Linked DNA regions of Homo sapiens: region 2 is linked to region 1. The links are chromatin loops, found by intact Hi-C in ENCODE. Cell type or tissue: OCI-LY7. All regions are shown on one strand. Links, peaks and the distances in the headings refer to the core of each region. The heading gives the core; the rest is flanking DNA.

What was found. Hi-C counts contacts between places; a loop is a spot of excess contacts. Peaks named below come from ENCODE experiments on the same cell type or tissue, not always from the same donor. Only the 100,000 strongest peaks of a DNase experiment are listed, where the experiment ranks them.
Region 2: a loop joins it to region 1, with 4 times the contacts of the local background. A loop is called at or near these places in 3 of 110 quality-filtered maps.

Annotation. Positions count from the first base shown.
Region 1 is chr22:33,009,165-33,024,283 of GRCh38, reverse strand. The region is part of intron 1 of SYN3 (synapsin III); the gene reads left to right. It also overlaps the pseudogene ETFRF1P1. Among named protein-coding and RNA genes, the nearest start is that of SYN3, 42 kb to the left of the region's middle. In OCI-LY7, for the core only: CTCF peaks have their summits at 5,644 and 5,853 (motif pointing left); a DNase peak (open chromatin) is centred at 5,823.
Region 2 is chr22:33,267,179-33,282,297 of GRCh38, reverse strand. It overlaps LARGE1 (LARGE xylosyl- and glucuronyltransferase 1), which reads left to right. Exons shown (of 15, transcript NM_133642.5): 14 at 5,043-5,238; 15 at 7,674-9,789. The coding sequence ends at 7,871. Among named protein-coding and RNA genes, the nearest start is that of LARGE1-AS2, 110 kb to the right of the region's middle. In OCI-LY7, for the core only: CTCF peaks have their summits at 7,668, 7,881 (motif pointing right), 10,402, 10,603 and 2 weaker places; DNase peaks (open chromatin) are centred at 7,897, 9,237, 10,737 and 11,457; H3K4me3 peaks cover 3,148 bases; H3K27ac peaks cover 4,618 bases.

The DNA of each region.
Region 1 (15,119 bases), core at 2,743-10,742:
AAGCCATAGGTCTGTGATGGAAAGAAGCTCAAGAGTGGCCTCTAAGAACACTGGAATTGCACTCCACCATACCCAGTCTGGAGGGTGCTGGTGGGTGGTCAGGAAAGCCATTCTGAATGATTGATACAGAGTTGAGTTCTGAGAAACAACAAGACCTAGTCATGCCACAAAAGAGAAGGAGGCTGTGCCCGGCAGACATTGCTGCCCGTGGAAAGAGCTGTCATTGAGAGAGTGCCTTCCTTGCTCAGGGAACGTATGGTATCCTGAGTGTCCACACTCAGGAGAGGATCTAGCCCAGAGAGGCCAGCGTTCTAGATGATCACCAAGGTGGACACCTCTCCAGCTTCAGTTTGGAACCAAAAAGTCCAGAAATAATATTGTGAGATAGACTAGAATACATATATGATTGATTTTAGAGTAGGTGAGTATTGCTAAAAATCATTGAAATTTATTTTGAAGGGTTCATCTGGAGCAACAATCACAGAGGGGCCCAGGTGACACTTGAGCTCCAGACCTCACCTTATCAAGGGCTTCCATTTGGATTCTGTTTGTTTGAGACAGCGTCGCACTGTGACCCAGAGTGTTTAGAATCATGCAGATTGTGCAGAGACACAATCATGACTCACTGCAGCCTCAACCTCCCAGGCTCAAGCAATCCTCCCACCTCAGCCTCCTGAGTTGCTGCGACCACAGGCATGTGTCACCACCCATGGCAAAGTTTTTGATTTTTTTGTGGAGACTGTGTATTAGTCCATTCTCATGCTGCCAATAAAGATATACTTGAAACTGTGTAATTTATAAAGGAAAGGGGTTTAATGAACTTCCAGTTCCACATGGCTGGGGAGGCCTCACAATCGTGGTGGAAGGTCAAGGAAGAGCAAAGGCATGTCTTTCATAGCAGCAGGCAAGAAAGTGTGTGCAAGGGAACTCCCCTTTTATAAAACCATCATGTCTCATGAGACTTATTCACTACCACAAGAACAGCATGGGAAAGACCTGCCCCCATGATTCAGTTACCTCCCACTGGGTCCCTCCCATGACACATGGGGATTTTCACAGTTCAAGTAAGATTTGGGTCGGGACACGGAGCCAAACCGTATCAGGCAGGGTCTCCCTGCGTTTCCCAAGCTGGTCTCAAACTCCTGGACTCAAGCAATCCTCCTGCCTTGGCCTCTCAAAATGGTGGGATTACAGGCATGAACCACCATGCCTGGCCACTTAGATTTTTGACATGACCTTCAGATGAGGGTCCTGATAAGCTAGAGGCAATCCAGCATGATTATTAGATAATTCAAAGCTTGGGCCCCAGTCCTGGCTAGTGCTGCCTGTAGGGCTCTATAAATTCTGTTCGTAAATAAATCCTGTGAATATTTTTTGGAAAATTCAGTTATTGTTACCTTATAATCTTAGGAAGTTAAATGCTTTAATTTGCTAAAGGTAAGTGTTCATTTACATGAAAATTTTTTGGGACCTTGTTTTGGCATTTCTGTATTTGAATATATTTCAGTTTGTGGGAGTGGTTGCAAATAAATGGAAGAATCTCGTCTCCTCTCTTGACTTCGAGGAGACCCTCTCCCACAAAATTTCCTGACACCCTGGGGTGTTCTCCAACCAGAGGAGGGAGTTGTTTGTGCTCACTCACCTACAAATCCTGTTTCCAAAGCCCAAATTCTTCTTGTCTGGGGACCCACGGTGTCCCACTCACGAGAACAATGATGCTACCCACAGGAGATCAAGGCCTGTGTGGGTGGATTTGAACTCATCAAAGACAGTGCATGTTTTCCTGTTGATGTGGCTGGAAAAGAGCTTTGGGGTCAAAAGGGCCAGCAGGTCTGTGTGTGAGAAAGGAGCAGGATGGAGCTGCTTCCTCAGCAGGTGCATGTTGGACCTGCTCTTCAGGAAGTTAAGCATCTTTTAGCTTTGCAGCTGGAGTGACACAGTCTACGGAGTTCTCAGCCTGTCCCTAGACTTCACTGCCTATGCTCATTAATACATTGCTAAAGCCCAGGTTATGTTGTCTCCATGAATTTTAAAATTTTCTGCTTGTGCAGAGGGGATTTTAGCATTTCAGGATTAATTACCTAAATACTGATTCCTAATAGGGAAGGAAAAAAATTGTTTTAGCCCTCATCGAGTGGAGAATTTATAAGCCGTGTTGTGTTTACATGGGGGACAGGGAGAATCAGTCAGTCCTTTGCATTATTCCAATTTTCGTTCAACTTAGGTTTATGTGTCAGGCACTGTGACAGCTGCTTTCTTTTGTATAATCACAGATTTAATCTTCCCAAACAACAAGTGAAGATAGTTTAACTTCATCCTTGTTGTTTTAAACAGGTTTACTTAACAAATATATATTGAACCTCTACTATGTGCTAGGCACTGTTTCTAGGTGCTTAGAGTACATCAGTGGACAAGTCAGACGATGGTCTCTCTCCCTGGGGAGCTTACATTCTATGAAAGGGAACAGAAAATGAAGAATAAGCAAAAAAAAAAAAAAAATAAGTTACAGTATATAGTTTATAGAAGATGGTGCATGCTATGGAAAAAAAGAACAAGTAGGATCCAAAGTACCAGACAGTGGCAGTCAGAGGGGAGGCTTCACTGAGAATGTGACATTTCAGCAGGACCTGAGGGAGAGGTGGGTGGGCCACGCATGTGTCTGTAGACAGAGAGTTCCAGATGAAGGAACAGACAGTGCAAAGGCAACTAATGCACAGGAAGTTCAATCACTGGAATTCATCTTCTTTCTTTGTTATCTAAGAAATGTGCCAGGCCTTGAATATTTCTTATCTAATGTACCATTGTAGGAGAGCCAGGTGTTAGGCTGTGAAACACTACGTCATCAAGATTAAAAAGCAATTGTATGGGGGGTGATGGAACTCTTCCATATCTTGGTAGTGGTGGTTCCCTGAATGTGCTAAAACTCATAGAACTATACACCCCCAAAGTCTATTTTATTCTATGTTAACTTAAAAAATAAACATTTGGAAAAGCACTTTAGTGCACTTGATTTTGGTCTGCTCAAAGACCTGTGAAGTAGGAAGGGCAGGGTATTGGTATCCCCACTTTGCAGATGAAGAACCCGTGACTTAGATGTCACTGAGCTGCAAGAGGCAGAGGTGGGGCTCAAAGTCAGATCCATGCCAAAGCTCATTCTCATGTAAATACTGCACCTGCCGTGTTGCCTTCCAAACTAACCACACTGTCAGACTTTCTGGCAATGGGAAACACATTGTCTAAAAAAAAATCGGAATAATAATAGCAGCTGACACAGATTGTTTACCATGTGCCAAGCACTGTTTTAGATACTTGGCATATGTTAAGTTGCAGGAACTCTATGAGGTAGGTACTATTATACCCATTTTGCAGATAAGAAAACTGAGGCACAGAGAGGCTAAGTAATTTTCTCGAGGCTTTGTAGGTGGTAGATAGCAAAATTGGGATTGGAACCCAAGCAACCTGGTCCCAGGATCCATGAACTTAACCTTCAAGCTTACTGCCTCTGTCTACCTGTGTCCAGCACCAGAGTGCTGAGGCCATTGTAGTCCTTAGCCTGGGTTTGGGAGGGGGCTTGCACTTGAAGAGTCCCTTTTATATAGGATTTGTTTTCAAAGTGGTATAGGTTGGCCTTTTGTATGACCCAATCTTGCAAAAGAAATTTCTCCCCTTTTGCTTGTCATGGTGCCCAAAGTATCATCAATAGAGTCACCTCAGTGAATCTTAAAGACTGAGCAAAAAGATTGCTTTCAGGCCTTATACCTTATACCATTGGAAGAATCATTTTAATAGCGTGATTGTATTGAGGTGCTGGTACTCTGGGCTGGGCATCTGGCCTGTCCTCCTCTTCAGACACCCTCTCTTATTCTTAAATACCCCATCTCCTATGTCCTGAGGCTTCTCTGAATTAGAGGCTCCAATGACAAGGTCCTGCCAAGAGATCTGATCTTAGGGGTGAGGTATTGAGAAGAAGAAGAAGTGAGGAAGATGGGTTTTGAAAGAGGTACAGGATCCAGAAATAAACCTCACCACTTTCTCCATTTTCCTAGGATTGGGTCTATGTGAACAAACACGTTTCCATGGTTAACTATTCAACTGAATACTTCTCCTCTGGAGGAATTAAATCTGAAGGTGTTTGGTTAAATGCTTTGGGGCCTCTATGTGACTGTGGGGCCTCTGTGTTCAGAGTCTCTAAGCATTAATGACTCTCAGGGATGGTTGAAGTCAGGAATAACAATTCTGCATCCTGATGATATTGTAAAGATACCACTACTAAAAACGATGTTTCATTACTATTATTTGTATAATCATTCATTATTTCAAAAGCACGTCTGTGCATTCTTTCATTTGATCTTCCCAGTAGCTTCATGTGGATTGCTAAGAATAAGCAATGGGGCTGGGCGTGGTGGCTCATGCCTACAATCCAAGCACTTGAACTCAGGAGTTGAAGACCAGCCTGAGAAACATGGTGAAACCCCTCCTCTACAAAAAATACAAACATTAGCTGGGGGTGGTGGCACGTGCCTGTAGTCCCAGCTACTTGTGGGGCTGAGGCGGGAGGATGCAGTGAGCCAAGATCGCGCCACTGCACTCCAGCCTAGACCCAGTCTCAAAAACAAAAGCAAAACCAAAAACAAACAACAACAAGAAAATCAACTGTAATAAATAAATAACAGCAGGAGCTAGTACATGTAGTGCCTGACATGTCAGGCCTTGCACTGTGTCACATCAGTTATCTCATTCAGTGTTCATATCAATTTGTAAAGTAGCCGTTATTTTTTATTCCTGTTTTACAGATGAGGAAACTGAGGCACGGAGGTTGAATAAGCCACCCCAACTCTCATAGATATTACATGAGTAAGTGGCAGAGCTGGGATTGGAACCAGAGTCTGTCTGCCTTTGAAACCTGTGCTCCCAGTTACAGGTTTCATGGCCTCTCTAGGTATCCAGGCAGTGAAGGAAAAGGGGAATAAGATGCAGTATTCCGGGCAGAGGGAAAAGTATATACAAAGGATATGGACTTTTGGAAGAGCATGACTCATTAGAAGAGTTTCATCCTGCATGGCCAAAGTAGCAAGGAAAACCTTGAAGAAGATGGCAATGATTAAGGTATTTCTGGGTTACAGTGTGTCCTTTATCCTAGGGATATGTGGAAAGTCACGAGGGGGCTTCCTCTGGTTAGGGTTGTAGTTTGGAAAGCTCTCTCTGCTCTGTGGAAAGTTGACTGAATGACTGAGCTTAGAGGGAGGGAGCTGATTAGGAGCCTGTTGTAATAGGCAAGGGGAGAGAGCTTTAGCAGCACGTGAACCAAGTCTATGGTAGGAATGATGGAGAGGAGGGGATGATGCTGAAGATGTTAGTGGAGACAGAGTTGACAGGACTTGGAGATTGAGTGGCTGAAACTCACCAGGGTTAAGGAGGAGCAAAGTGTGAGACTTAGGTTCAGGTCTCAGTGAGTGGATGGGTCACAGGGTTCCGGAAGTGGGGAACCCAGGTGCATAAACTCATCTGAGGGTGAGCAAGGAAAGAAGTTTGGGGTGTCAATGAGTCACCCAAGCAGACATGTCCACTCTCCTGTCCAGGCTGATCAGTGGCTCATCTCTTCTCAAAGTAGCTGTTGCCGCTGTGGGGCAGCTCTCATTCCTCCTGCTTTGATGCAAAACGTATCCTTATGATTTTCACCTTACTTCTGGTTCTGGCTTCACCATCAAGTATGGAAAGTCTTTCATCCTTTATTTAACCTTTCCCAGTGAAGTTTTTCTTCATGCCACAGCCTCCAAGAAGTAAGCTTGCAAACTTGCCTTATAAAGTCTCTTTTTCTGTCTGGTCTGGTCACTCCTGCCCTCTAGTGGTTAGTGCTAGGGCAGCATGGGGCTGGGTACCCACGGGGCCTACTGGGTTCTATCCCAGCCCGTCTTCCCTGCCTTCCTGTCTTTTCCTAGGCTTTCACCAGAATCCCTCTCATCCGCACCTTGTCTTGCCATCAGATTAAGTTTGGCATTGGAGCGATATCCTGTGTCCTGTCCTAATGATTCAAGAGGAAAAGACCTTGAAAATTACATAATCCAGCTCCCCACTTTCACATCTGTGGACCAAAATGACTACAACGGCCTTCTAACCTGTCTGGCTCCTTTCATAGACACATCCTCTAGGTCTATTTCTACACAGTGGCCAGGTAGACCAGATATCCCTCTTGTCTCTAACCCTCCAATGGCTTACTTTCACAATTGGCTTCAAATCAAAATTGATTTCAACATGGCCCTTCATGATCTGACCCCTCTCTGCTTTTCTAAACATTCTCTTACAAGAATCTTGTTCTAACTTCCTGATGGAGCTGGCCATCCCTCTGTTCTTCAAATGTGCCTTGCTTTTTCCTACCTTAGTGCCTTTGCTTATACACTTCTCTCTCCCCATCCTTTATGTTTCAGCCTAAAGATCACTCCTGAAAGAAGTGAAATTGTCTCTGTTTGCTGATGACATGATCTTAAATATAGAAAATCCTAAAGATTCTACAAAAAAAAAAAAACCTGTTAGAACCGATAAACAAATTCAGTGAAGTTGCAGGGTACGAAATCAACACGCAAAAATCAGTAGCATTTTTTTATACTAACAACAAACTAACTGCTAAGGAACTTAAGAAATCAATTTCATTCACAATAGCACCAAAAAATGAAATGCTTAGGAGTAAATTTAACCAAGGAGGTGAAAGACCTTCTTACTGGAAACTATAAAACATTGGTGAAAGAAATTGTAAGTGACACAAATAAATGGAAAGGTATCCCGTGTTCACGGATTGGAAGAATGATATGTCCGTACTAACCAAAATGATCTGCAGATTCAATGCAATCCCTATCAACATTCCAATGTTATTTTTCATGGAAATAAAAAAATCCTAAAATTTGTATAGAACCACAAAAGAATCTGAATAGTCAAAGCAATTTTGAGACAAAAGAAGAAAGCTAGAGGCACTTGAAATCTATTACAAAGCTATAGTAATCAAAACATGGTACTGACAAATACACAATGACCGATAGAACAGCAAAGAGATCCCAGAAATAAACCCACACACTTACAATCAATTGAAATTTGACAAAGGTGACAAGAACACACAATGGAGACAAGACAGTCTCTTCATAAGTGATGTTGGGAAAATTGGATATCCGTAGGCAGAGGAGTGAAGTTGGACCCTTATCTCACATCATACAAAAAAACACCTCAAAATAGATTAAAGACTTAAATATAAGACCTGAAACTATAAAACTACTAAAAGAAAACAAAGGGGGAAAATTCCATGACATTGGTCTGGGCAATTATTTCTTGGACATTGTCCAAGTGTCTCCAAAAGCACAGGCAGCAAAAGCAAAAATAAACAAATGGAATTGCATCAAACTAAAAAGCTTCTGCAGAGCAAAGAAGCAATGAATAAAGATGCAACCCAGAGATTGGGAGAAAATATTTGCAAACCATACATCTGATAAGGGGCTAATATCCAAAATATATAAGGAATTCAAACAACTCTATAACAAGAAAATAAATAATCCAATCAAAAAATGGGCAAGTAAACCAAATAGACATTTCTCAAAAGAAGACATACAAGTGGCTAACAGATATATGAAAAAAATGCTCATTATTACTAATCATCAGGGAAATGCAAATTAAAACCATAATGAGATCTCACCTCACACCTGTTAGAATGGCTATTATCAGAAAGATGTCAGATACAAGTGTTGGAGCGAGTGTAAAGAAAAGGGAAAACTTGTGCACCATGAGTGGGAATGTAAATTTTTTGTCTTTATGATAAAATAATAGAATGACATTATTTATTTCCTTTTATCAAAGAAGCTAATTGATACACAACAGGTGACTTGGTTTCAGGCCCAAAGGTAGCAGCAGCAACATTAATAATGGAAATAATTGAATAGTTATGTATGTAATGCCTGTCACCAGAAGGCTATTTCAAGTTCAGCAGGAATGACTCCATACATATTATTATTTCTATAACTACATTTAAGTCATTACCAGGAACTGCTTTGTTTTGTAGTGAACCTTGAATATGTGCTGTTAATGTACCAAACTGGGGAAAAAAATAAGGGATTCCTTTCAAAAGTTAAGAGAAACAAGTGTGTAAGAAATTATTTTGTGGCTGGGCGCGGTGGCTCACGCCTGTAATCCCAGCACTTTGGGAGGCCGAGGCGAGTGGATCACCTGAGGTCAGGAGTTCAAGACCAGTCTGGCCAAAATGGTGAAACCCCGTCTCAACTAAAAATACAAAAAAAATTAGCTGGGCGTGGTGGCGGGCGCCTGTAATCCCAGCTACTTTGGGAGGCTGAGGCAGGAGAATCACTTCAACGTAGGAGGTGGTGGTTGCAGTGAGCCGAGATGGTGCCATTGCACTACAGCCTGGGCAACAAGAGTGTAACTGTCTTAAAAAAAAAAAAAAAGAAAAGAAAATTTGCCTATTAAATGTTCAGTATGTGGCATTCTCTTGTCAGTAAAATGGAAAAATAAGCTAAAAATAATTGGCTAAGTCCTATTAAGTTACAAGATTAAGTGTATTATATTTTCATTCAAAATTCGGTGCTCATTAATTTATAATCGGTAGTATAGCTAAATTGCTATCTTTGTATAAAAACTGAGCATAAAGTTGCTGATAAATCTCTCAGTATGAACAGAAGTTGAAACCTATTTAGTTCAGTAGGGCAGCTCAGGGATTTTTTTACACAACATGTACATCTTCCCATTTTAAGTTAGAATTATTTTACAATAGCTGGTGTACAGAAACAGCTGGCACTGGTTGTCAGCTAAATTAAAGTAGTAAGGATCAACTAGTTTTTGTTGATATCTGAATAACAGCGTTGTTTCATAGCTTTGTATTTCCTAAAGAAATATAAGGCTTCTAGCTCTTTCATTACAAATTCGCCCTGTACAGTAAGTTCTTTGATCTTCTCTGGATTCTTCACGTCTTTGTTTTTAAGGAAAATGTTGTTCAAACGCCGTTTAAAATAGTCTGCTCCTTTTGGATAGTCTCGTCCAAGATACAGTAGTTTTTTTTTTTTTTTTTTTTTTGAGACGGAGTCTCACTCTGTCGCCCAGGCTGGAGTGCTGTGGCGCCATCTCGGCTCACTGCAACCTCCGCCCCCCGGGTTCACTCCATTCTCCTGCCTCAGCCTCCCCAGTAACTGGGACTACAGGCGCCCGCCACCACGCCCGGCTAATTTTTTTGTACTTTTAGTAGAGACGGGGTTTCATCAAGATACAGCAGATTTTTATAAAGATTTAGTACTTATCCTCTTAAAGAATTGGCCATTTTCATTTATCATGTAAATTATCCACTTTTATGCATAACATACTTTGCCTCCAGACCCCAGGATCCCGGAAACGGAACAAAACTCCCCGGCGGCGGCACTCAAGCACCTTCCACTCACGCACTTTCCGGCACGCCGGAGCCGTAAAAGCCTCGACCGCTTCTACGACTCTTGTCCTTCGACTGCGAAGCTGGCTTTTTTGAGACAGAGTTTTGCTGTTGTTGCCCAGGCTTGAGTGCAATGGCGCGATTTCGGCTCACCGCAACTCCCGCCTCCCGGGTTCAAGCGATTCTCCTGCCTCAGCCCCCCGAGTAGCTGGTGCTACAGGCACCTGCCACCACGCCTGGCTAATATTATATTTTTAGTAGAGACGGGGTTTCTCCATGTTGGTCAGGCTGGTCTCCAACTCTGGACCTCAGGTGATCCGACCACCTCGGCCTCCTAAAGTGCTGGGATTACAGGCGTGAGCCACCCTGTCCGGCGGGAATGTAAATTAATACGGCCATTATGGAAAACGGCATGGAGGTTCCTCAGAAAACTAAAAATAGAACTACCATATGATCCAGCAGGCTCACTTCTGGGTATGTATCCAAATATATTGAAATCAATTTATCAGAGCTATCTGCACTCCCAGGTTCATTGCAGCATTATACCCAGTAGCTAAGATATGGAACTAACCTAGGTGCCCATCATCAGAGGAATGGATAAAGTAAATGTGGTATATATACACACGATGGAATACCATTCAGCCTTAAAAGGAGGGGGAAGCTAGGACCCATTGGCTTATGCATGTAATCGCAGCACTTTGGGATTCTAAGCAGGAGAATTGCTTGAGGCCGGGAGCTCGAGACCAGCCTAGGCAACATAGTGAGAGCCCCGCCCCCTAATTTTTTTTTTTTTTTTTTTTTAACTAGCTGGGCATCTTAGTACACGTCTGTAGTCCCAGCTACTCTGGAGGCCGAGGTGGGAGAGTCACTTAAGCCTGGGAGGTTGAGGCTGCAGTGAGCTATGATCACACCACTGCACTCCAGCCTGGGCAACAGAGTGAGACCCCATCTCAGACCAAAAAAAAAGGAGGGGAAAATTCTGCTATTTGCTACAACATGGATGAACTTGAAGAACATTATGCTAAGTGAGATAAGCCAGGGACAGAAAGACAAATACCACATGATCTCACTTGTAAGTGGCATCTAAAACCATTGAACTCATAGAATTTGAGAGTAGAATGTGGTTGCCTAAGGCTGGAGAGGGGGCTGAATGGGGAAAGCGGACATGTCGGTCAGAGAGTACAAAGTTTCAGTTATGAGAGATAAGCCCTTGTGATCTTTTGCACAGAATAGTGACTTTACAGTCACTATAATGCATTATAAATAATGCATTGTATATTTCAAAATTGCTAAAAGAGTAGATTTTAAATTTTTTTTCCACAGAAAATGATGTGTGTGAGATGATAGATTTGTTAATTAGCTTGACTTAATCATTCCACAATGTAAACATAGCAAAACATCACAGAAATATATATAATTATTGCTTGTCAATTGAAAATGAAATTTTTAAAAGTAACTTTCTCAGAGAGGCCTTCTCTAACCATCCTCTCTGCAAAAGTCCTGCCCCAAGTGAATTTCGATGACCACACTCTGTGTATTGTTTACTTGCACTTACCCTAAACCATAAATGTTTGTCTGCATGTTCATGATTGGCCTCCCTTTGCCAGCCTGTAAGTTCCACTGGGGCCTGTAGTGGGCAGAAGTTACCTGAGAAGCCTTTGACTAACATTGGAGTAGGTCAAAAGATGGTAAGAGGTGATTTTTTTTCAAAGTCAGGGAATTCATATCAATGGAAGGTTGACCAGAGTTCCTGAAGAAGGAATTGTTAAATAAACTCTAAGATCCCTTCAACCCTAACATTTTAACTTTTCCATCTGGTATTTGAAAAATGGAAGGGGCTCAGTTCCAGTAATGACGGCATAGCCTAAGTTGAACTAAACCTCTCACAGATGATAATGATAAACTTTGGAAAAAATCTTTAAAACGATTTGAGGTTGCTGGAGAAAAACAAAAAATAGACAGGAGGTGGACAGGATTTGACCCTTGAAGGAAGGAAAACCACACCCACTTAGTGAAATATACATTTAGGTGGCTCTTCCCACGCCACCTGGCATGGAGCAGCTGGAACTCAAGTGGAGAGCTGCAGCTTTGCTGGTTTGACAAATCAGGGGGCAGAGTATAAGCTCACAGAGTGGCTGGAAAATGAGGACATCTAAAGAGATGCCCCAGGTCCATGTGCCCACTAAAATCAACTGGCACCTCTGTTGAACCTGTGATGGTTCTGTCTGTCTCTCAGCCCAAATCTGCTTTTCATTCCTGCCCACAGTTGTTGAGCATAGATGGAAGCACTGCCTAATAAACTTCCTGCTTGCAAGTCACCATGGGAGTGTCAGCTACCTGGGGAATTGGACTTGAAAGCAGTCTAAGTAATATTTGTAGAGCATTACACCCAGCAACCACAAAATATGCATTCTTTCCAAGTGCATCTGGAACATTCATCAAGGTAGACTGTATTGAACCATAAAATTAATCTTAATGAACGGCAAAGGTTTAAAACCTTATAGACTGTGTTCAAGAATCACAAATGAATTATATTAAAAGCATTAACAAGACAATAATTAAAAAGCACTGAAATTTGAAAATTAAATGCATGTTTTAGTAATACATGGGTCAAAAAATTATAAGGGATAAACAGAATAATTTAAAATGAATGATAATGAAAATATGTCAGAATTTCTGGGAGGGAAGCACATTGCTTTAAATACTTATATTGGGGAAAAAAAGAGTTTAAAATTAATGATCTGTGTTTCCAGCTCAAGGCTCTAGAAAACAGAATAGCAAATTAAACTTAAACCAAAAGTAAGGAGAAGAAAGGAAGTAATAAAAAACAGAAATAAGTGAAATAGAAAACAAACAATGGAGAAATTGAAAAGGCTGCAAGTTGGTGCCCTGCAAGAGTAATACAATTTATAAATTCTTAGCAACATGGATCAGTCAAAAAGAGAGAAAAAGCAAATTACCAATATCAGGAATATCAGGAGGAATCATAAGATCCTACAGAAAGGATATGTTATGAACAACTTTATGCCAGTAAGTTTCACAACCAAGATGAAATGGACAAAATGCTCGAAATCACATATTGTCAAAATTGAGATAAAAAGAAAAACAAAATATGAATAGCTTTATAAAAGAGATTGAATTCATTATTAAAAACTTTCCCACAAAGAAAAACCAACCCCAGATGGTTTCACTGTTGAATTCTGCCAATAATTTAAGAAAAAAAACACAATATTACACAGACTCTTTCAGAAAATAGAAAAGGAGGGAATGCTTCCCAACCTATTTTGTGAGGTTAATATTACCCTGATACCAAAACCTAGCAAAAACATTGCCAAAAAATAAAACCACAGACCAATGTTTTTTTGTCATGAACATAGACACAAAAATAGCAAAATATTATCAGATTGAATCCACCAATATATAAAAAGGGTAATACACTATGATCAAGTGGGGTTTATCCCAGGAATGCAAGTTTGGTTTAACATTTAAAAATCAATCAGTATAATTTACCACATTGTTAAGCAAATAAATGGTTTCAAAAACATATAATCCTCTCAATAGATTTAGTAAATCACTTGGCAAATTCAACTCCCAAATGATAAGAACTCTCATCCAAATAATAATAGAAGAGAACTGCCTGAATCTAATAAAGTGGATTTACCAAAAACCTCTAGTTAACACCACATTAATGGTGAGATACTGAGTGTTTCCCCCCTAAGATTCGGAACAAGGTAAGGTGTGTGTTTTCATGATTTCTGTTCAATATTGGAGGTCCTAGCTAGGACAGTCAGATAAGGGAAATTAGTAAAAGGCATTCAGATTAGAAAGAAAGAAGTAAAGATCTCTATTTATAGATGACATTATTTAAATAGAAAGTATCAAGGAATCTATAAACAACTAGTAGCAACAATACTTGAATTGAGCATGTCAGTATATTGAAAATAATATTATACTAGCAGCAAACAAATGGAAAGTGAAATTTAGAAAACAGTGTCATTTTAAAAACATGCAAAAAACCCCAAACGAAATAGGAATAAATTTAGCAAAATGTATGCGAGATCTCTATATTGAAAATCACAAAAAAATTTCTGAGTAGAGGGGTCTACTGTGTTCATAGAGAACCCAATATTGTTCAGTGACAATTCTACTCAGTCTATGCAATCTCGAACAATATTCCAACAGACTTTTTCATAAAAGTTGATTTTAAAATGCATATGAAAATAGGACCTAGGATATCTAAGACAATCTTGAGACAGAAAATTTAAGTTGGAGGACTCACTTTACCTGATTTTAAAACTTTCTGGAAAGCCATAGCAATCAATAAATGTAAGAATAGACAGAGAGATCAGTGGAGCATATTAAACATAGTCCAGAAGTAGGCCCACACATGTACAGCCAATTGGTGCCAACAAGGCCACCAAAGCAATTTAGTGGGAGAAAAATACTTTCATAAATGGTGCTGGCAACCTGGATAAATGAACGGGGCTGAAAATGAACTTCATACCCTACTTCATACCACTCAAAAATCAAGTTTAGTTGGATCCCCGACCTCAACAGAAAAGCTAGAACTATAAAGCTTCTACAAGACACTGTAGGATGGTATGATTGTGATCTTGGGGTTGGCAGATTTTTTTTTTTTTTTGGGACAGAGTTTTGCTCCTTTTGCCCAGGCTGAAGTGCAATGATGCGATCCTGGCTCACCGCAACCTCCGCCTCCCAGGTTCAAGTGATTCTCCTGCCTCAGCCTCCCAAGTAGCTGGGATTACAGGCATACACCACCATGCCCAGCTAATTTTGTATTTTTAGTAGAGACGGGGTTTCTCCATGTTGGTCAGGCTGGTCTCGAACTGCAGACCTCAGGTGATCCACCCACCTTGACCTCCCAAAGTGCTGGGATTACAGGCGTGAGCCACCACGCCCAGCCTGGCAGAGATTTTTAAGAACAGACACAGAAACACTAACCATAAATGAAAAATTTGATAAATTAGGTTTCATAAAAATAAAAGTTTCTGTTTATCAAAACATCTGCAGATATATATAAGACTTTATATATATTATATTTATATTATATGCATATATAAGTGTGTGTGTGTGTGTGTGTGTGTGTGTGTGTGTGTGTGTGTTTAGATACGTATATATGAAAGGATATGTAAAGTATTCCCAGTACCCAAAATACAGAAGTGTGGTCTCATCCTATAGTATAATTTTTTTTTCTTATTGGGATGCTTTTATCTCAAATAAACAATTCACTTTTTTAAGAGTTGTTTTATTCTGCCATACTTCTGCTCATGAAGGAAATGAAGCAGCAAGCCACAGAATGGTAGAAAATATTTACAATGTACGTATCTGAGAAAGGACTTGTATCTAGAATGTATAAAGAACTCCTACAAATCAAAAATAAAAAGATAAACAACCCACCTTTTAGAAATGGGCCAAAGATTTGAATAGATATCCACAAAAGAAGATATGTCACTGGCCAGTAAACCCATGAAACTTGTTCAATGTCATTAAATATCAGACAAAATAAATTTAAAACACAATAAGATACTATGCTACACCCACTAGAATGGGTAGGATGAAAACGACGACAACCAAATGTGAGAAAGGATGTGGAGGAACGGGAACTCTCAAATGGAGTGTGCAAAATCAAACAACCACTATGGGAAACTTTTTGACAGTTTCTTATTTAGACATACACTTACCCCATGAC
Region 2 (15,119 bases), core at 3,605-11,604, 260 kb before region 1:
TCTCGGCTCACTGCGACCTCCGCCTCCTGGGTTCAAGCAATTCTCCTGCCTCAGTCACCTGAGTAGCTGGGATTACAGGCATGTGCCACCATGCCCGGCAAATTTTGTATTTTTTAGTAGAGACGGGGTTTCTCCATATTGGTCAGGCTGGTCTCGAACTCCTGACCTCAGGTGATCCACCTGCCTTGGCCTCCCAAAGTGCTGGGATTACAGGCCTAAGCCACTGCGCCTGGCCCTGCTCCAGTGTTAAAGTGAGGCCACCCTTGTGAATGATGTCAGAATGGCCAACACTTCCTGGAAGCTAAAAAGCATACGTTTCTAGACCATCGGAATTTTACTGAAAACATTATAGTCTTAATAACTTGGGTTTTCCTACCACAATTAAGTTTCTAGAAATTTCTAGCAAGTTTCCTCAAATAAACTTTATCTTGTGAAAATAACTTTATGAGGTGGGTTGTTCGTTCAACAGTTCAGAGGCTATCATTTTTCACATTTTATACAGATGAAGAAACTGAGGAGTGGAGAGGTCCCAGTAGAGCCAAGACTCAAACTCCAGGCTTCTTCCTCTATCCAGAATTCTGGAAAGTGGCCTGGAAGAGTTAGTAACCCCCCACCCAACCCAAGCCTTCCTTCTTTTCTGAAAGAAATAACTACCACTTATTGTGTGCTTAGCATGTGCCAGGCACCGTGATTACATATTTAATTCTCACAATAAACCTATGTGACAGATACTATCATCCCCATTGCATGGATAATGAAACTGAGGCTCTGAGAAGTTTAATAACTTGCCCAATGACACACAGCCAGTAAATAGCAGAGCCTGGATTCGTACCAGGTCTGAGGAACCTGTGTTCTCAGTCAGAATGCCATCCAGCTACTGATTGAGTCCTGAATTTTTTTTTTTTTAACCAGTGTTTAAAGATGCAGAGTAAAAACTTGCTCCTCAGAATTGAGACTTTCAAACCAAACCTTAATATAAGTCTCCCATGAATGCCATAGTCTGATGGCTGAGCACCTGACACATTTCCAAGGCATCCTTCCTGCCGTCTTCATACCACAGTGAACCGAGAACTCATTTCACAGCCACATTTGTGGCCACAAGAGCTGGGGTGTGGCCTGCTGTGTCCGTGATTGCTGCTCTGGCCAGCAGCTTGCCAGCCATCATGCCAAGTGCTAAGTTACAGCCCTTGTCTCCGAGAAATTGCTATTGTCACCTGCTCTCCAAATAACAAACTCTTCAGCCTCTGAGCAGCCGAAATCTGCTCCCTACCACACCTGGAATGAGAAAACATCCACACCCCTACAAGTCCTCTAGGGCGGTGGCTCCAGAATGCGGTCCCTGGACCAGTGGCTTCAGCATCACTTAGGAACTTGTTAGAAATGCAGAGGCTCAAGCCTAGCCCAGACCTCCTGCATCAGAAACTCTGGAATTGGAACCAGTCTTCCAGATAATTCTAATGCATACTCAAGTTTGAGAACCACTGCTTAAAGCAAAGTGCCCCAAATCTCTTCTCCCCAGTAGCATCCTGTAAGGTGTACCTAGGAAACCTCTCTCATCTTCCCATCCCTTTTTTAGCAGGGAAGGAGGCTACCTGGCATTTGGCAATAGGTCATTCACAGGCTGGGGCTTGTTTTAACGAGAGGTTCATTGTAACTTGACTGCACCCTGTGCTGCCCAGCCTTTCTGCAAGCTGCCAGTGTCCAGGCTAAACTGATCAAAGCTGCCTCCTCAGCCAGATGACTAGAACTGACCCAGCTGTCCCTACAATGGAGTGCAATGGCGCCGTCTCCCCCATTGTTTTCCCTTCCTTTTCACATTATAATTTTCTGAGAGTTTAGATTCTAAAGGTGGATGACCAATAACATGGCTGTCAATATCACTGAGAGCAAGACCACCAGGAATTGACATCATATCTGGGAAGCAAACAAGGAGAAATAATAAAGAGAATTTTCTCTTTCTCTTTTTTTTTTTTTTTTTTTTTGAGGAGTTACCATATATCAGAAACTACTCTGAGTACTGTATGTGAATTAAGTCACATAATCATCATAAATCTATGAAGTAGATATTGCTGTGTCCGTTTTGCCAAGAGAAGGAAACAAAGGTGCCAAGTAGTTAATGTACCCATACCTGTTGAATGACAGAATTGGAACCCAGGCAGGCAGCCTCCAGAACCATTGCTTTTAACCACTTTGTTATAAAACTAGCATTTATTGAATTCCTCTTAGATGTCAATACTGCGCCAGACTCTTTATATTTTCTCACTTAAGCTCTTTGGCAGTTCAACCAGATAGGTATTCTTTTCCCCAGTTGACACAAAAGGAAATTAACGGCTAATTAAAGCATTTTGTTCTGCAAGGCATTCAGCTCCTAAGTGGCAGAGGTGGGATTTGAACCCTGGCCTGATGGCTCCATTGTGCTTTAAAACCTCATACAAGTTCACGGCCATCAGCTGTGCTGTGCCAGTTCTGTTGAAGGCATCAGGTGTTAAGACTGCCCATTCAGCAAGTTCACAAATGGAAAAGCAACTGCTTCTGGGCCTAATTGTTGGATCATGCCCGAAATTGACATCTCCCGCAATATCCCTTTTCCACACTCCATGAAAATGGCATTGCTTCACCTTTCATTTTTCTTCCATTTAAGTGGCTTTGGTTTTGATGGAAGTTGCTGTGTTGATGGAGCTGAAGTTCAAGTTCCTGCCCTCCCCTAGCCTGGCTGTCTCACCCAACAGCACAACTTGATCAAAGCCCACCCATTGGCCAGTGCCCATTCAGCTGCACTGGCCAGTTCCCTGAGGGTTTGGGGGGAGTCCAGCCTCAGTGGTAGAAAAGCAAAAGAAGGAAGCAGTTGCATTCCCTGCCAGAAAGTGTCCCATTGGCCACACGGAACACTCAGTCTCACTTAGCGCCTCCCTTGCTTTGGAGAGACTGCCCACAGGATGAGATGGAACCCAGACTTCCACTTCCTCTCTCCCTGCAGCTATGCTCTTGGGTTCCCACCCTTCTGTCTTGTTTTCATTTCATGAAGCTTTTCTTTCCAGCTCTGGATACTCTTCCTAACTCTTCTCTTGGGCCCTGTCTAGTCCTTCACTAGATGCCCAGCTTCCTGCCGTCTCTCTGTAGCTTCTAGAGGCATATTGCCATCTCACACATGGACCTGTCTCAGGTGCCTCTCATGTTGTTAGGTTACTCATTCATTCATTCAGTTTAGTGCACAATTGTTGAGTACTCGTTCAACAGGCCAGGAAGTGTGGGGGACAGGGACATATAAGAGAGGTGACCCAGCCGGCCGTGGTGGCTCATGCCTGTAATCCCAGCACTGTGGGAGGCCAAGACGGGCGGATCATGAGGTCAAGAGATGGAGACCATCCTGGCCAACATGGTGAAACCCCGTGTCTACTAAAAATACAAAAATTAGCCAGGCGTGGTGATGCGTGCCTGTAGTCCTAGCCACTTGGGAGGCTGAGGCAGGAGAATCGCTTGAACCGGGGAGGCAGAGGTTGCAGTGAGCCAAGATCGTGCCACTGCACTCCAGCCTGGAGACAGAGCGAGACTCCATCCCAAAAAATAAAAAAATAAAAAAAGAGAGGTGAAGTGCTTAAGGAGGCTCCTGGCCTTTGAGCAAGGCTTCCCGGGTTTGAATCACAACTCCACCACTGACTACTTGTACTTTGACATTTGGTAAGTTATAAGAATTTAAAACAATATCTGCGTGTGTGTGTGTGTGTGTGTGTGTGTGTGTGTGTGAGAGAGAGAGATTTAAAATAGTCCCAGTACACAGTAAGTGGTTAACTAATATTAGCTGCTTCTTATTGTGGTTATATGATTGTATTCATTTGCTACTACTGTATAACAAATTACCACAAACATAGCAGCTTGAAACAAATTTGTGATCTCACAGTCTCTAGGGATCAGAGATTCAGGCATGGAATGACTGGATTCTCTGCTTGGGATCTCACTGGGCTGAAATCAAGGAGTCAGCAGACCTGCATTTCTCCTCTTCCCAGATCACTGGTGGTTAGCAGAATTTCTCTCCTTTCGTTCCTAGGCCTAAGGTCCCATTTTCCTGCTGGCTTTTGGCCAGGGACTGCTCTCCTAGAGTCTAGTTAATTTGCCACATGGCCCCCATAGGCAGCTCCCAACATAGCTCCTTGCTTTCTTCCAGACCCAGGTCTAAAGGGTCACATGATTCAATCATCTCCCATTTTCACACAAAGTAAAGTGGTGAGTAACCTTATTTATATCTAGAACAATCCCTTCTGCCATATAATGTACCATAATCCCAGGAGTGATCACATACATACTCACAGGTTCTGCCTCAAGGGGAGAGCATTGGACAGGGTGAGAGTCATGGGGGACCGTCTGATACTCCTACCACAGTCTGGCAGCAATCACTACACAAGCTCACCTGCAGTCAATTCCTGAGAAATGACATGGAGCCCTCCAGGAGTTCCTTTTCATAGTGAGAATCTCCTCGTTAGTGAAATGTGCAGATAGCAGATGGGATTAGGGTTTCCTGCAGCTGCTGCAGCAAAATACTACAAACTGGATGGCTTAACATAATAGAAATTTATTCTCTCACAATTCTGGAGGCCGGAAGTCCAAGATCAAGCTGTCAGCAGGTCCATGCTTCTTCCCTGAGGTCCTAGGCCTCCGTCTGGTGATTGCCAGCAGTGTTTAGCAATCTTTGATTTATAGATGCACCCGTCATCCAATCTCTCCCAATGTCTATACATGGTATTCTTGCTGTGTGTCTCTGTGTCTAAATTTTCCCCTTCTTATAAGGACAACAAATATTGGATTAGTGCCACCCCAATCCACTGTGATCTCATGATAACCTCATTATATCTGCAAAGATCCTGATTCCAAATAGGTCCCATTCACAGGTACTGGGGGTTAGGACTTCAACATAGCTTTTGGGAGGGAGACAGTTCAACTCACCCGAGGACTACATCAGTGTACACCCCTTCTTCCTCCACATCGGCTGCATTTGGAGAGCTTGGCTTCCTTCCCTACACCCAATGGCTTTTCTCCGTGTGTCTCAGGTACCACGTCTGGACGAAAGGCCACGCACCCACAAACTTCGCCAAGTGGCGGACCGCCACCACGCCTTACCGGGTTGAGTGGGAGGCCGATTTTGAGCCGTATGTTGTTGTGAGACGTGACTGCCCGGAGTACGACCGGAGGTTTGTAGGCTTTGGCTGGAACAAAGTGGCTCATATCATGGAGCTGGATGTGCAGGTGAGAAGAACGGAGCATCCACCTGGTATGGTCGACGGGGGAGAGGCCTAGATCCTAGAGCTTAAGGGATCCTTGGAGACAAGAAAGCAGAGAGCTAAGAGGGAACAAGATATGCTTGAGGACCAGTGGTAGTACTGATCCTTGGGCTCTTGATCCCAAACCATTGCTCCTTCCTCAACCCTTGGGTGAGAGTTGGGTTCTTGGCCAGGACCCAGGTAAATGTGAGTTTCCTGTGACAAACCATTTCATCTTCTCATCCTCACCCAACCTGATGATGAAGACAAGCAAATGTGACCATTCATCACTTGGTCTTTGAGTCACGTAACAGACACGAAGCATCCTTAGAGTTCCATATACATGACAAAGCATGCTGCTAAGATGCAGCTAGTTATTCCACCCTTTACTAAAAGATTAATAGATGCATCCATCATTACTAAAAGAGTGGCGACTTTGAGACTGTGTTTAATCACGAACTCCTTCATTCATCCAACTGATACGTATTGAGCTCCTACTTCAAAGTATGAATCTTCTACAGAATTCTAGTAGGTGAAACCAAGGATCAGCACACATTTTCTGTAAAGGACCAGATAGTAAGTGTTTTGAGCTTCATGGGACCTACAGGTCTCCTTTTCAACTACTTAACTCTGCTATTGTAGTTCAGTCTTACAGTCTTTAAACAAATGGGTGTGGCTGTTTCAATAAAACTTTGTGTACAAAAACATGAAATGGACCAGACATGCTTCAATTTTTCAGCCCCTGTGTTAAACAAACAAAAGCAAAACTGCTCTGGTTAAATTAGAAGAAGGATTCCTCGGTCCCTCCAGCCTTTTTTTTTTTTTCTTTTCTTTTCTTTTGTATGCTCTTCTCCAAGATCTCTCCTCCTGGTGCACAGTGCAAATATTTTTCAACAAGAGCACCTCCAATTCAGAAAAAGCTAAGGTTGGATACTGAGCGCTGGCCGTTCATGAGAATCACCAGGAGAACTTTCCTTCCAATAGTTCCAATATGTTTGAGAACAGCCCCAGGTGATTGAGAGGCGTTAGGGTTGAGAACACTGATGTAGATAGGTTATAGAATCATGTCCATATTTAACAACAGAAAGCAGGGCTGTCAGTATCCATATTTTTTATAATACTTTGAATGAGCAGAGTGCCACTCACAGACAACAGTGTTCAGTCAGCCTCAGCTTCTGCTTAAAAGGAATGTCATGTTCATGTGTCCAGCAGTGCTGTGAGATGAACTAGTTCAAAGAAAGTTAATTTTTCTAGCCATGAGACCTGGGCTTTGTTTGTTTTGGACAGTTTTGACAGAATTCTTGAAAATACGTTGCATATTTTCTTTTTTTTCTTTGCGAATAGCATGTCCCAGACATACTCTTAACCTTTTCCAGTACCTTAAGGAAATAATGAGTGCACACCTGCCAGGTATTAACACCCACACCCATGGGGCTAGTGCGGTTGGTGGGGTTCTTTGTCCCTCCATTAAATGTCCCAGACAGTTCAGCTCTGGGAGATCTTGCATTTTCTTTTGATGGTTTTTCTCACTCATTCCTCACCAGCAACTGTCTTTTCTTGCTGCTGTTGTATTGTTCTACCTAAAACAGCCGCCTTTCCCCATCCCAGTTATCCCTGAGTTTATTCTTATCTGCTCTGAGCTGGGAAACTAGATAACAAAAGCTTGTCAGACAATATGTCCAAAATGAGAGTAAATAGATCTGAGTAAAAGTGTGCTGAGTTCTCCTCTAAGCGATATGACCTAAATCTGGGTCACCTGTTTTGGCTATTCAGAGGCCTTTTATTTTTGGCCTGAGTATTAAGCTGTATTCTGCCAAGTTGAGAATACTGGGTGACAGTGTGACCTGCGATAAAGATGTGTCAGGGAGAGGTTTGTTCTTGGTGAGCTTAGGTCCAGCAAAATACTTGTTTTTATTTCATCTGGTCTCTCATTCCTGTTTTGTACCCTCTTTTGCACTCATCTGTTGAGACTGTCAGATCGCATCAAGTCCTATGAGGAATCATAAACAGATGTCAGTTAATCGAGCAAGAGAATATCCCATGGCGTGTGTCATCCTAGACTGTCCATGTGGGTGTGAGCTCACATCTATTTATCAAGAAACCTTTTCTAGGCCATGAGCTCGGCTCAGCACTGTTTATACAGTATTGGCTTCTCCGTCATGGTCATCATTCAAGAATATTATTACTTTCACCTTATAGATGAGAACATGAAGGCTCAGAGAAGCCAGTTTCCTGGTCCAAGGTCATGGAAACAGCCCTGAATTACCCCACTCCAAAGCTGTTGTGCTGTCCTTTGCCATCTGCTTGTGGGTGCCATTATCAAGTCATTCATTCACTAGCCATTCAATCATTCGCTTGGGCCTTCATCATGCATGACCCTCGGCTCTTGCGGGTTCTCACGCTGCTCTTGTCTTCTTCCAGGAGTATGAGTTCATTGTGCTGCCCAACGCCTACATGATCCACATGCCTCATGCCCCCAGCTTCGACATTACCAAGTTCCGTTCCAACAAGCAATACCGCATCTGTCTCAAAACCCTCAAGGAAGAGTTTCAGCAGGACATGTCCCGCCGCTACGGCTTTGCTGCCCTGAAATATCTCACAGCCGAGAACAACAGCTAGCACCAAGAAGCCCACCACTAGGGGGAGACATGCTGTAGGGGAAGTGCCACTCGCTGTTTGGGGCCCGGCCTTCAAATTCAAAATTGAGCCATGCTTTTTCGGTTTGTTTTTATTTATCTCTTTGGCCCAGCCAAGCTGCCCTCACTACAGAGACCTTGGACAAGGATCCAGCCAGTCCCTCTCTGCCCCACAACCCTGCATTCCCAGAGGTTAGCTATGCAGCCCACCTAGATGAGTCTCTTCAAGAATGGGAAATCAAGGGGTGACAGGGAGTAAAAGGGTTATCATCTTACTGCAAAGCCACAAGATCAGGGCAGGGCTTTAGGATGTTCTGGATGCTTTTTAATAATTATGCTTCCCATCATAACTGGGGAGAAAGGGAAGTCAGGGTTCTAGGGGTTATTCGTCCCAGGAAATAGAAGTGAAATTGTCTTTATTAAGTGAAAACTTTCCCCTTTGCCCTGCAATGTAGCTGGGCATTCAAACGGAGGGCAAACCGATGATCTAAACCAACCACTTGGAAAAACCCAATGGGGACATTGTAACCAGAGGGTCCTGGAGGTGGGGTTGATGGGTTTCCTTATCCCCAAAGTCACTCCTGTTTTGTTTTGTTTTTCTTTGGGGGTTTTGTTTATTTTTGGGGCTGGCAATCCAAAATAGAAAATCTGATCCTTTGAGGCTCTAAAGGAAAATCAGCTGCCTCTACCAACCACCCTCTATCAGCAGTGGCCCAGGAAGGAGGTCAAGCATCTTCGGCCGATATTTAAACATGGGCAGCTTCCTTCAGGATGATCACCGAGGCTCCCGTGACTTTGAACTCCCTACTCTCCAGAATCCAGGGGCTATAGCGATGGGGACTGCGGAATTACGAGGGCTGGCTGTTTTACACCGGTCACATTTTCTATTGGCAGTGACTGATTCATGGGAAAGGGCTTTGAAGGAACTACTTCAGTGCACACACAAGGTACGAACCTCTCAGGCCTTTCGAAGAACTTTCATAATTCATGAAAGCCCAGTTCTGAAGATTCACGTATCCATCTGGAGACCTACAGGAAGAAAGTGATTGGGTTCCTCTGGTTCTTGCCTGCTTCACTGTGGATGGGAAGAGGTGACAACCTCAGTCTCCCTTTGGGACCTGTCCAAGGGTAGGCAACCACCTTCACCTTCACACAGATTGAGGAGACACTGGACTTTTTACCCATTTTCTTTAATCTTCAATATTAATATTGTGTTTACATTGATGAGAACAAGAGTTAATGCCCTACCCTCTGCTGGGCTGTTTGTATTGAGTTGCAATGTGACCAGCGAAAGCTGCATTTAATAAATGAAAGTACAGACTGTTTCTTCCCCATTCCCCTCCCACTCTTGCAGGAAGCTACTGAGACACACCTTGACATAGAGAGCTAAATTGCAGTGGATAAACAGCAACTTCACACTTTCTGTTCCCCCATTCTATTTTTCTCATCATTTGAACTTTAGCCTTTTTTTTCCCCTTTTGCCTGAAGTTAGATCCCACTCTGTCTCTAACTCAAACCATCTTCAAGTTTTCCATTCCGCATCTTTCTCAACACTGGAGCCAGATGTTGTCTTCTACCAGATGTGGGCTAGGAGGGTAAATCCTGGTAATCAATTGTAAAGGGAACATCCCATCCTTGGGCCTGGTAGTCATGTGGGACCCTATAGCAATCCGGTTTGTGAGATCACTCACGATGTTACATGCTCAAGTGGATGTTACACGGAAATTTATACAAGAATTAGGAAAATTACCATTAGGACTAATTTTTGCATAGATCTAGCTAGGCTTATGTATGTATGTAAATATATATGTAGACAGAGCATACAAGTATATAGCCTATATACAAAGCATTTATAAATAAAAAGTGACATATATGTATAAAGCAGAACAAAAATTTTGAAAGTACATGTCAAAGTCCAATTTGTTCAGTGGTGTGCCAGGCCAGCTTCTACATGCTCACAAGGCCTTTTTGGGCATATTTCCAGTTTCCACGTTCAGTGATTCCTCTGTCCCCATCCCCAAGAGCTAGTTGTTAAATATTTACCAGCAGCATATCATTGACTTTCTCTCTCCCCTGTGTACACACAAGCACACACAGACAGATACACAGATACAGAGGCACTCACTAATTTCTCCTCCTTCCCTAGAGAGGACCACTGTTAGGAGATGTACACATACCGATACAGGTTTTGAATTAATCATTACCAGCTACTTGAGCCAAGTGAAAACCTGATGGTAGCACTGGTTCCTCAATGTTAAAAATCCATTTTTAATTCCCTAAAGCCTTTTTATTTTTAAAATTTTGCTTGGCCCCTGACTCATGCCCAGCCACCTTGCTTTCACTTGCATTTTTATGGGCGTAGCTGGTGACCATGTAATTTGTCATCTAAATCGGGTCACTTCTGAGAATGAAAGGTGCTAATTATTTTTACACAATAGGCATAAACTAGAAGATGATGTACCTTCACGTACAGTGAATTTATTAAGGCCAGAAACTGATACTTCACACCAACAGGAGAAAATCCTATTTCCCCAAAGACAGGTGCCTTACACTGTAAGCCAATCTCACTGAAGGCTGGAGCTCAGACATTGGCGGATGCCCAACTTCAACAGAGAGGCTGCCAACCCAATGGAGGCTGAGGTCCGCAGAGCCAGCAGCCTGCATTCCCAGAACTTACACTGGGAGCAGCAGTTCACTGCCAGCCCCAGCTTATGTGTGGGGAGCTGTAGCCATTTGGGCAGAGGTAATTGCAAAAGATGTTGATTTCTTTGCATCAATTCCCTGGGGGGTAAAACAGGCCTTTAAATGTGTCACACAGATGTTTTCATGCTTAAATAAGCCAATACTAATCTTGGCTTTCAGTTGAGAGGAAGGACAAGGTTCCCTCATTTGGTCCCCTTAACAGTCAGTGTGGAGGGGAACTGAGATGTTTTCAGTAACCACTATGTGCAGAAGCCTTTGGCAGGCATGAGTTCACCGAACCCTTGGAGCAAAACTGCAAAGTGGATATTAACATTTCTACTTGGGGAACCTGAATGCATTCTGTGTAATTAAGTAACTCCTCCAAATTCACATGGTTAATATATGGCAGACCTAGAATTTAAATCAAATCCTACTTCTTTGAATCCAAAGGCACATAACCTGCAATGCTACTTCCTTTCCCAATAAGAAGGAAACAGATATGAAACAGTGACAGACAAGAGAATTTGAACCTATGTAGGAAGATTCTTGGATTTCTAGTCTTCTTCCTTCAACATCCATCCAATAACACACACAGTCCAGACAGCAATCTCCTAAAATATGCCAAATCTTGCTATGCTCATGGACTTCCTGAAAATTAATTTGAAATAGACCTGGGTGATCTATAATCATATTCAGACAGCTGGGTTCCACTCTAGGGGATAGTAATTGATTCTCTGAATGCTTCTCCTGGGTTGTTTCTTAGATTACATGGCTCAGGTAGAGACACTAAGTTTTAAGCTCTCCCTTGTACCCTGACTTAGCATGCTGCTTCAGAGTGATCTCTCTGAATGTGTTGAGCTGATTTACAGAGCACATATTTGCTGAGTTGACTAATAGCCTCTTTGTGCCCCATCATGAAAGGACAGACCCTACTTTAATTCTGTTCCTTTCAAAGACTCTACTGTCTTTGAGTTAAGGCTTCATTTGTGGTCACCAGGCCTTTAGGGAGCTCTGTGTTAGTGAAAGAAATGTGATTCAAATCCCCTCTCAGACACAGCTCCTTCACACTCTTGGTAGAGATAATAAGAACTACCCTTTATTGAACCAAGACTTCTATGGTAGTTGGCAATGATGGATCCTCACAGCTATGTTATAAAATAAGGGAGGTATTATTATCCCCATTATTTAGCTAATAAAACTAGCTCCCAGAGAAATTAATGTGACTTGCCCAAGACCACACAGGCTGCTAATGGAATGCCAGAATTTGAACCAAAATCTGGCTGGCTTCAAAAACCCCTGTCTTTCCACTAAAATGTGCTACTGCCTTCCCATACAATACTGAAATCAGCTTAGCTGCGAGGCTTGTACAGTCGTATCTTCATGTACTTCATATACTTCGTTTTCCTCATTTTTTTTAACCCTAAGGGTTTATTATTCAGCTTAGTGCCATTCAAGTTTATGAAATGTCACTTATCTGCCATATGCATTCTAAGAGGTTTCAGACCCATAGGATCTAATGTCGGATATACCATGATCTTTGTTTCCATTCATTTAACAAAACTCCTTTTAAGAAGTGTCCTTTAATTTCAAGAAATAACTGGTGATATCCAAAAGGAGGTAATGGGGGTGCCACAAAAATGTGGGGTTTCTGACTGTGAATATTTAATGGATTTGGTCATTGGTTTGTTGTAACACATTCGTATAGTCTTTTTTTTTTTTTTTTGAGACAGAGTCTTGCTCTGTCACCCAGGCTGGAGTGTAGTGGCGCGATCTCGGCTCACTGCAAGCTCTGCTTCCCAGGTTCACACCATTCTCCTGCCTCAGCCTCCCGAGTAGCTGGGACTACAGGCGCCCGCCACCACGCCCACCTAATTTTTTGTATTTTTAGTAGAGACAGGGTTTCACCGTTTTAGCCAGGATGGTCTCGATCTCCTGACCTCATGATCCGCCCACCTCGGCCTCCCAAAGTGCTGGGATTACAGGCGTGAGCCACCGGTGGCTCAGGTTAATATAGTCTTAAGAGATAATGTCTTCTGGAATGAAAAAATGTCAGGCAGTTCTGGGAAAGTGTTTCCCAAGGTGTCGTACCAAGGCCATCTGATCAATGAGGCCAGGACAATGTCATGAAATGATTGACAGGGCTCACTGAGAGCAAAGCTTTGACAGATTCCTGGGTAAGTGGTGCTGAAGAAAGAAAATAAGGGCTCTAGTGACATCAGTAATTTCACTGCACTTTTTATCATTTTTTTCTGAATTCCACAAGTAATGTATTGAGCATCTACTCATTGGTGGACATTATGAATGCAACAGTGAACCAGGTACAGTCTACTTTCATGTAAGTGCAATTCATTAGACAGCAGAAAAGTAAACAGATAATGCCAAGGCTGGTTTCACCTTAAGACTTTCACAGAAACGGTTTTAGTTTTGTTTTAGTTTCATTTATTTTTGAAACTGTAAGTTTGAAAACTAACAGGAAAATTGCAAGGATAATACAAATAACTTTATCCCTTACATTTAGATTAACCATTTGTTAACATTTTGCCACATACTCTTCATAGTTTTTTTCCTCAAACATTTGAAAATGAATTGTAGATACCATGCCCCTTTAAATTTAAATACTTTAGTGTGTATTTTTTTAAAACATAACATTGTCTTGTATAACCAAAATACAAGGGTTAAATTCAGAAGTTGTTTTGTTAGTTCAGTGTTTTGAATGAAAAATAAACATGCATACACAAGGCTATGCATATGTCTGTATGCATATGTAATTTTTTGAGTTTATTAATGTTATATAGCATATTATGTGACAAAATTTTATGGCAAGTAGTGCTAAAAAGCCAGATTCAGAAGGTTTACCATCCACATGTATACATTTCTGAGATGATTCAATATGTGGGTCCCTAAGGCAATGTGTACTATAATATGTCACTAACTTAGTCGCCTTATTACCAGACAATGAAAGTGATTATTTTCTACCTGCTTAAAAGTTTTATAACAACTAGGCCGGGCGCGGTGGCTCATGCCTGTAATCCCAGCACTTTGGGAGGCCGAGGCAGGCAGATCACGAGGTCAGGAGATCGAGACCATCCTGGCTAACATGGTGAAACCCCATCTCTACTAAAAATACAAAAAATTAGCCGGGCGTGGTGGCGGGCACCAGTAGTCCCAGCTACTTGGGAGGCTGAGGCAGGAGAATGGTGAGAACCCGGGGGACGGAGCTTGCAATGAGCCAAGATCGCGCCATGCACTCCAGCCTAGGCAACAGAGTGAGACTCCATCTCAAAAAAAAAAAAAAAAAGTTTTTTAACAGCTATTAAGATATTCATCAGTTTCAGTTGAAATGCTTTTTGTGTTAGAATGCGTGTTTATTATGTGTGGATATAAATGTGAACCTTCATAGTTTTTTTAGTTTCTCAGATATGCAAGGAGAAAAGATACATCAAAACGGCGATGTAAGAATTTTTGACTTTTGCGGGCCGGGCATGGTGGCTCACGCCTGTAATCCCAGCACTTTGGGAGGCTGAGGCAGGCGAATCACTTGAGGCCAGGTGTTCCAGACCAGCCTGGCCAACATGGTGAAACCCCATCTCTACTAAAAATACAAAAAATAGCCGGGCACAGTGGCAGATGCCTATAATCCCAGCTACTCGGGAGGCTGAGAGGAGAATCGCCTCAGCCCAGAAGGCGGAGGTTGCAGTGAGCCGAGATCGCGCCACTGAACTCCAGCCTGGGCAACAGAGCAAGACCCCGTCTCAAAAAAAAAAAAATTCTTGAATTTTGCCATTATGTATGGGTCCACATAATCTAGCTCATTAATATTCCAGCTTTGAATCTTCACCCTCCCCAAAGATTATATAATACTTAGGTAAAACTAAGTGACTTGGTTCCTTTCCCCATGAATGTTAAGATCAACATTTAATATTGAGAAGATCAGAAACATCTTCTACGTAAGTGATAGAAAACTGCGTCACCCTACTGATTCCAGCACCAATGCAATGGGAGCGCATAGAGGCCTCTTTATGTGCAGCGGCCTAGCAATCGGCCTCAAGGTAAAAAGCTCCACTTAGAAGTCTCTGAGAAATGCCTCTGTTTTCTTGGTGGTCCCTGGGTACTGGGTCACAATCGGCTGATCACTCTCAGACCCCCGAATCCCAGGAAAACCTACGTAAGTGATGCCTTCTGCAGTCTAGTGCATCTTGTAGTAAGCGAAAGGCAATTCTGAGCTTCACAATTTCATTAACTCTGAGTTATTTGAACATAACCCATGTCTAATTCAGCAGAAAGAAATTGATGGAAGACTTTGATGTAATCCTGTCCTTTGACAACAGATCTGCCTTCAACGTTCTAATATTGTTCAGAGCTATCTTTAAGCAATCGCAGCTACCATTAATGGAGCCCTTGGGCGCTGAGTGCTAAATTTGTTGCTTCCGTAGCTTACAGGACTCCCATGAGAGAAGGGATTTTTTGGGGTTTTATTTGTTTTCTTTTGAGACAGGGTCCCCTCTGTCGCCCAGGCTGGAGTGCAGTAGCACAATCTCAGCTCACTGCA